Linked DNA regions of Homo sapiens: region 1 is linked to region 2. Evidence: chromatin contacts called from ENCODE POLR2A ChIA-PET data. All regions are on one chromosome and are shown on one strand. Each heading gives the region's core, a stretch centred on a gene start or an enhancer-like site at or near the end of the contact. The rest is flanking DNA. Distances are from core to core; before and after follow the strand shown. Region 1 overlaps GPRC5A (G protein-coupled receptor class C group 5 member A). Region 2 overlaps ERC1 (ELKS/RAB6-interacting/CAST family member 1).

What was found. ChIA-PET counts read pairs that join two places held with the same protein, here RNA polymerase II (POLR2A).
Region 1: POLR2A ChIA-PET joins it to region 2 with 23 read pairs in PC-9. The contact joins two enhancer-like sites. POLR2A ChIA-PET finds 5 or more read pairs at or near these places in 2 of 52 experiments (PC-9 and T-cell).

What each region holds. Positions count from the first base shown.
Region 1 is chr12:12,899,803-12,903,344 of GRCh38, forward strand. The region is part of intron 1 of GPRC5A (G protein-coupled receptor class C group 5 member A); the gene reads left to right. Among named protein-coding and RNA genes, the nearest start is that of GPRC5A, 10 kb to the left of the region's middle. Within about 2 kb of position 1,374, at least 18 of the 41 ENCODE cell types and tissues checked have a DNase peak (open chromatin) inside an H3K27ac peak, as active enhancers do.
Region 2 is chr12:1,046,099-1,049,988 of GRCh38, forward strand. All of the region lies in intron 2 of ERC1 (ELKS/RAB6-interacting/CAST family member 1), which reads left to right. Among named protein-coding and RNA genes, the nearest start is that of ERC1, 57 kb to the left of the region's middle. Within about 2 kb of position 2,358, at least 2 of the 41 ENCODE cell types and tissues checked have a DNase peak (open chromatin) inside an H3K27ac peak, as active enhancers do.

The DNA.
Region 1 (3,542 bases), core at 124-2,623, about 12 Mb after region 2:
AGGGCTGGGCTGGCGCGAAGACACATTTTGACAGAATGAGAGAAATCTCATAGGAAGGAAGACAAAGTCAGTTTGTCTTTGCAAGGTTCTGGGCCCCAGATGATTCATTCTCAGATGCTCTGGGAAGGACTGCGTAGAATAAGCATGGGCAAACTTCCAGGCCTAGTCACAAGCAACTCTACACACTTTCCCCATCTCTCTGGTTGCGAAGAGGAGTCTCAGGTTAGAAACCCAAAGCGGGAGACTCATCACATGTTCACGTTTTTCCCTGCACAGTGGTCAGTGCTGTGTGTCAGTCAAGGCCATGTCTAGGGTCAGCGCTGCTCCAGGAGCCTCTGGCTTTGTCCTTCAGGTGGGCAGTCCCTTGCTGTGTCTCTTCTTCAGACCCTTCAACCTTACCTCTAGCCCTGGCTTTTAGTTTGGGTAGGAGTTTGTGGCACATACTCTTTTAATGACAGGAGATGGGGCAAGAATGAGGATGAGGGGGAGAAAGAAAGACATCTGGAAGTTTTGTACATGAAGCTCCCCAGGTGGGTGAACGGTGGAGCTGAACATGAGTTCAGACCACGTAGTTCAGCAGCGTGTCCTGCATTTTATAGATGAGAGGAGGCTTTGAGAGGTCAAGTGACTTACTTGTTCACACAGCCTGGCAGCTGAAACCCCTTCTCCCTAAAGGGGAGGAGGAACAGAGGGCTTGGAGTTGACCCAAGAAATGACTTCGCCCTCCTCTTCCTTTCCTCCCTCTTCCTCTTGTTCTTATTCTTCCCTTCCCTCTCCCTCTTCCCCACTGGTTTTTCTAAACCTTTCTTTTGGGGCCGGGCACAGTGGCTCACGCCTGTAATCCCAGCACTTTGGGAGGCCGAGGCGGGCCTGAGGTCGGGAGGTCGAGACCAGCCTGACCAACATGGAGAAACCCCATCTCTACTAAAAATACAAAATTAGCCGGGTGTGGTGGCACATGCCTGTAATCCCAGCCACTCGGGAGGCTGAGGCAGGAGAATCACTTGAACCTGGGAGATGGTGGTTGCAGTGAGCTGAGATCATGCCATTGCACTCCAGCCTGGGCAACAAGAGTAAAAACTCCGTCTCAAAAAAAAAAAAAAAAAAAAAACAAAAAAAAAACAACCCAGAAAAACCCAAAAAACAAACAAACAAAAGAACCAAAAACCCCTTTCTTTCATGCCTAGATTCATTCCAAAAAGGTTTAAGACAGCAACAAGTGATTCCAGGATCTCAGCTGTGGGCATCCTTGTGTTACTGGATGGCTGTGTGTTAATTGTTAGCAGCTGGAATAAGTGAAGAGGGTCTCGTCCTCATACTCAAAGTCCTTTGCTCATGCCCAAGGCCAGAGGCTACTCATGCTGAAACATTACCATCTCCCTCCAAAGTGCAGGGTTTAGTCACTGAGTACTGGGTGGAGCACATGACTGGATCCCAGTTAATCCCTCCCAGCTTACCAGTAAAACCTCAGGATTCATGCTTTCCTGGGAGCCACCTGCGGCCACTAAGATAGGAGCGGGGTTCAGACATGGCCAGGCGCTCCTAATCTCAGACCCAAAGTGCAATTTTTGGCAGCCTGCATGAGAAGGAGGGTGGGAGGAAAGGTGGCTAGAACCAAGGGTAGCAGCCTGGGGGCTTGAGAGGAAACCAGGCACAGCCCATCCTACCCTGTCTCACGAGCAGCCCGTCCTCCTCCTGACTCCCCTTACCCCACACACCGAGCGCCATTCTCTTGCTGCCTCATCTATTCTGGTTAGGTACTTACTGAGCATCAGGTGCTAGGCAAGTGGCTGGGGAGAGACAACGTTTAATGACTCAGTCTCCGCCTGCACAGAGCCTTTGAGTCTAGAGGGAGACACAGACTTACTGACAGGCTGGGTTGTGTAATAAGTGCTACGGGAGGAAAAGCTGAGAGTGTCTGAGAATTTATGAGATGTGTGTCTCATCAGACTTGGGCATCAAAAAAAAAAAAAAAAAAAAACCATCCTGGAGGAAAGGACCTCTACGTCAAGTGAAGGGTGGGGTCCATTTGGTTTTTATAGGAGCAAGTTCTTTGTTGGCTGGACTCTAGATCTCCCGTCCTTTGACTTTGGTTACAAATAATATCCAAACCACCGCTAGTCTCATTCTCTTTTCTCTTTCCTGCTCTAGCCCTTTGCTCCTCTCCCAGGCTGTTTCTCTAGCTCCAGACAGTTCATATTCCTAAATGCTGATCACTTCTCTTTTCCCTCTCAAATGCTGCTTTCTAGAAATCATTTTCAGTTTTTCAGAACCCTGTCCATCTCTTCCAATCCCCTGGTGTCTTTCCCTTACCTGGGTCATTCTCTGGGCAACATGGCACCCTTTCAGTGCAGACTTGTTTATTAATAACTCCAGTGAGTTTTATTTTCCTCTTACTAAATTCAAAGTACTCAGAACATTTTAGACTTGTTGAGCAATCCCTATCAGCTTAGGGATGGGGTGGGGGAGGCTAACAGAGGTGAATTAAGAATGATAATTCCAAACTAATTAGTCATCCAGATTAAAAAAAATAGACTAAGATGGTTTTTTTTTTTTAAAGACATTTGTGAGAGAATTGGGAAATATGAATCCTAACTAGATAGTTGATAATAAAGGATTCTTGTTAGTTATTAAAGTGTGGTTAAGAAGGAGTTTTTATCTTTTAGAGAGACGTTCTAGACTGGACATGGGGGCTCACACCTGTAATCCCAGCACTTTGGGAGGCCGAGAGGGGGAGGATCCTTTGAAGCCAGGAGTTCAAGACCAGCCTGGGGAACATAGCAAGACTCCATCTCTAAAAAAATAAAGATTAAAAAAATTAGCCAGGTGTGGTGGCATGCGCTTGTAGTTTCAGCTTCTTGTGGGTGCTGAGGTGGGAAGATACCTTGAGCCCAGGAAGTCAAGGCTCCAGTGAGCCACAGTCACACCACTGCACTCCACCCTGGGTGACAGAGTGAGAATCTATCTCAAAAAGAAAAAAAAGGGCTGGGCACGGTGGCTCACGCCTGTAATCCCAGCACTTTGGGATGCTGAGGTGGGTGGATCAGCTGAGGTCGGGTATTTGAGACCAGCCTGATCAACATGGAGAAACCCTGTCTCTACTAAAAATACAAAATTAGCCGGGCATGGTGGCGCATGCCTGTAATCCCAGCTACTCGGGAGGCTGAGGTAGGAGAACCGCTTGAACCTGGGAGGTGGAGGTTGCCGGGCGCCGATATCGCGCCATTGCACTCCAGCCTGGGCAACGGGAGTGAAACTCCGTCTCAAACAAAAAAGAAAAAAGAAAAAAAAATACACATACTATTTATAGATAAAATTACATGATGTCTGAGACTTGCTTAAAAATAGTCTAGGGAGTGGGGTGGGGAATGCAGACGAAGCAAAATTGGCCATATAGTAATAATTTTTTGAAATGAAGTGCTGGATACATGGGACTCCATTATAAAACTTTCTATAATGAAAACAAGTTTTTTTTTAATTTTTAATTTTTTAAAAATAGACACGGTCTTATTCTATCTCCCAGGCAGAATTGCGGTGACGTG
Region 2 (3,890 bases), core at 1,108-3,607:
GACTGGCATAGGATTGTCAAATAAAAACAATTAAAAAGTGATACATGACTACATAGTATTACTGTTGTTTTATAAGGGGAAGGTCAATCTAACACCAAAGGAATTGTGCATCATTCCACAATAAGAGACAGTTCTTTCAAGAAAATACAGATTTTAACTTTGTAGTGACAGTTTTATTAAGGCAACTTGGTCATGGACTGGCTTTGAGAAACATTAGTTTATAATAGGGAACACCACATTATAGCCAAATCCTTCCTACAGGAGTTGTACATCCTATAAGCAAAGAATGGCTTTTACATTTTTAAATGATTAAAAAATTAATATATTGTGATATGTGAAAATTATATGAAATTCAAAATTCAGTGTGCATAAATAAAGTTTTATTGGGACACAGCTATGTTTATTTTTGTATTATATATGGCTGCTTTCACACCAGTGGTAGATAGAGTAGTTGTGATAGAGTCTATATGACTTACTAGACCTGAAATACAGTGTCTACTCTCTGGCCTTTTACAAAGTTTTTCAATACTTTGTTTGGATAACAGAGTAAATAATAATAGCTAACACTTGTGTAGTGTTTACTAAGAAACAGGCCCTGTTTTATGTGCTCTATGTTATTAACCATCATAACAATTTTATGAGGTAGGTACTGTTTATTGAAGTGGAAACTGAGGCTGAGAGTAAGTTGCCCAAGGTCACATGGCTGTTAGGTGGCAGAGGCAGCCTTCTGCCTAGATGGTGCCACTCCACGGTACATGCTTCATCACTGCACTTGGCTAGCAGAGAAGGAAATCAGAGACTTCAGGATGTGACGCACCCTTCACATTTGCCGTAGTTGTTTTAGGAAAAGAGGAAAGTAGCCTTATTCTATAGTTGCCTGAAGTGTTATCACTGAGTAGTTGAATGAAGAATTCAGCATTAATTACTTCATGATGCATGAACATTTGGTGTATTTTTATGTGACCCAGTGGATTTTCCCCAGAGGTCTGTTGATTGAAATGTCCTACTTATTGATGTCCTACTTATTGAACTTTTGAACAAATAAATCTGTTATTTCTGAACTATTGAGTTCATTTTTGGTATAATTAGAATAATAAATTACACTATTAACTTGGTGGAGGGTAACTGTTTCTCTATCATAAATATTTATCGTGTTGTTCTTAAGGAGCATAAGGCATAAGCCCCCCGTCATTGATTTAATTTAAAAATAAAACATTTATTGACACATACAGAAATATTTTAATTAAAAATTGTTAAATGGCTTTTTTAATGTCTATATATATTCTACCCCCCACCCCCCAAAAAAAGCCATTGTATGCCAAAGCCCGAAAGAAGAATTACATTACCAGTAGTTGGATTTTTGGCTGAATCTATTCAAGGGGAAATCACTATTTTCGTTTTAGAGATGGCTTTGGGTGGAGGAGGTAAGGTTTCAAGAACTGGTTGAATGAAAGAATATTGACAAGTAAGTGAATAAACTAGAATTAGTGTGACCACTTCTGATTTCTCAAATAATGTGTTTACAAACAGTGTTCCTACATTGTAATGGCAGTATAAAATGCTGATTTAAATAAATAGAAGTTTAGTGGCTACACTTTTTCTTAGTTAAACCTCACTATATTCTGGATTTAAAAATGACAGTAACTAATGTTAGTTTTGTGCTCCTCTGAAGGTTAGAAACCTGTTATATGTGTCTAAAACGGGTTTTAATGGGTTTAAGACCACAGAGAAGATAGGACTGACACTTTAGTAAGATTCTTTTTTTCAATCTATTTAATTGTTCTATGATTTTACCTTATTCAAGGTGATGGAGGGTGAATTAGGGTGGGTAAAGGGTAGGGGGAATTGAGACAGTGGTTAAGGTTGATTTTTGACTTGTAGTTCGCTTTCATCTTTAAATTGTGGAAGTCGCCTTCCTTTGTTCATTTTGAAGTTTTGGGCAAAATGTTCTCAGGCTAGATGCAGGTAATGCAGGTAACAGCGGCCAGCACTTCCCATACTAGAGGGCGTTGACTTTCTCAAAGTGTTGACTCGTTTGTGATGTTTTTGCATTTGTTTGGTTTCTGTTTGCTGCTATGTTGTTGCTCTTCCCAGTATGGGATAGGGTTATGGTATTAGTAGAATTACAGTGTTAGTGGTTTTTCTTCCTCTTCCCATTCCATCCATAACCTTGACACTCATAATTTTGAAACCTATCGTTCATTACAAGGGTTAAAATCTAAAATGTGACTGTGCAGGTTGAGATGGCATGTTACAGCTCCTGCCACCTCTTTTTCTTGTGACAGATGGCTTCCCCTCCTGGTTGTAATCCACTGCTGATTTTTTTCAAAGAGCGAATACCATGTGTTCCCCATTTTGGCTCTGGTTGTGTTCTGCCCACTCATTGGCTTCAGAGGATCTTGAAACAGGAGGTACTTGCTGCTGGCATTTATGGCAGGAAGTGGATACAATTGCGATACTTTGTGCCAAGTGTTCATTTATTAGAAAAATTGTGCTTCCTAAAATTAAACATTATTTCTCTGTCACATCAAGAGTAAAGCTAAATTTTATTACTTTTTAGAATATGCTTTTCCCTTAATGTTGTATTATAAAAATTTTTTGGTGGCAAATTTATTACAAAATAGATTTTTAAATCTGAATTTCACATACTCAAAGATTTATAGTCTGTGCAAGACATTGAATGAGTAGCTCTAATTGCACTAGTATAATATAATTACGAAAGGGATCTGTATCACAGAGACTTCTGATCACAGAAACAGTTGGAATTGTTTGTGATGTGTGGTATTGAACTTGTGATTGCATATGCTTTGTGGTACCTATAGACAGTAGTGTTTGTCTATTTTAACTCTCTTGCTTCGGATCTCCCCTTGAGTAGATTCAGCTAAATAAGTTATAAATTTCACCATCTTAGGCCTTCTTGAAAATTATAAGTATCTGAGACAGCTTAATTTCATAAAGCTACTGTGCATATTTGGAAGTATGGTGTTTGGTTTTTTAAAAAAACCTGGCAGGCCAGAGTAAGCAAATTGTTTTTTTATGTTTTTGTCAAGAAACACCCCAAGATAAATGTAAACAAATATTTGCGCATTACCGTCATTGATACTGGAATTTGACATTTCTGTCCTCAGAAGTCACTGTTCTGTCAGAGTCTGCTGTACTTGCCTGAGTGAATAGTGCAGGATTGGCAAAAACGTTGCCTGCTCATGGCAGATCATCTCTAAATCTCTCTTGACAACATCTCTAGCTGAACCCAGATCAGTGATTCTCAACCTTGGCTGCATATTGGTATCACTGAGAAACTTAAAAAACAAACAAACCAAAACCTGATGCCTGAGTCTCACCCAAACCCTCAGATAATTTGATTTGATTGGGCTTGGGGGTGGTCTTGCTGTGGAGATTTAAAAAATCTCCCCAGGTCATTCTAATGTGAAGTCAAGGTTGGTTGAGAACCACTGGCTACTACAAATGGATAAGAGTTGGTAGTGTGAACTGAAATGTATTTGCCATCCTCAGTCTAGTGAGGGGATTTTCTAACCATGCCACAATATATAAACAATTTGCAGTTTGAATGGATAGAGGTTGGTTATCATTGGAATTTGAAAGGACAAATGACAAGTAACATCGGATGATTTACCAGTGTTTTGTGATCTTTTTTTTTTTTTTTTTTTTTTAAGATGGAGTCTCACTCTTGTTGCCCAGGCTGGAGTGCAATGGTACGATCTCAGCTCACTGCAACCTCCACCTCCCGGGTTCAAGCGATTCTCCTGTCTCAGCCTCCTGATTTACAGGCATGTGCCACCATGCCCGGCTAATTTTGTATTTTTAGTAGAGACAGGGTTTTACCATGTTGGCCAGGCTGGTCTCAAACTCCTGACCTCAGGTGATCCGCC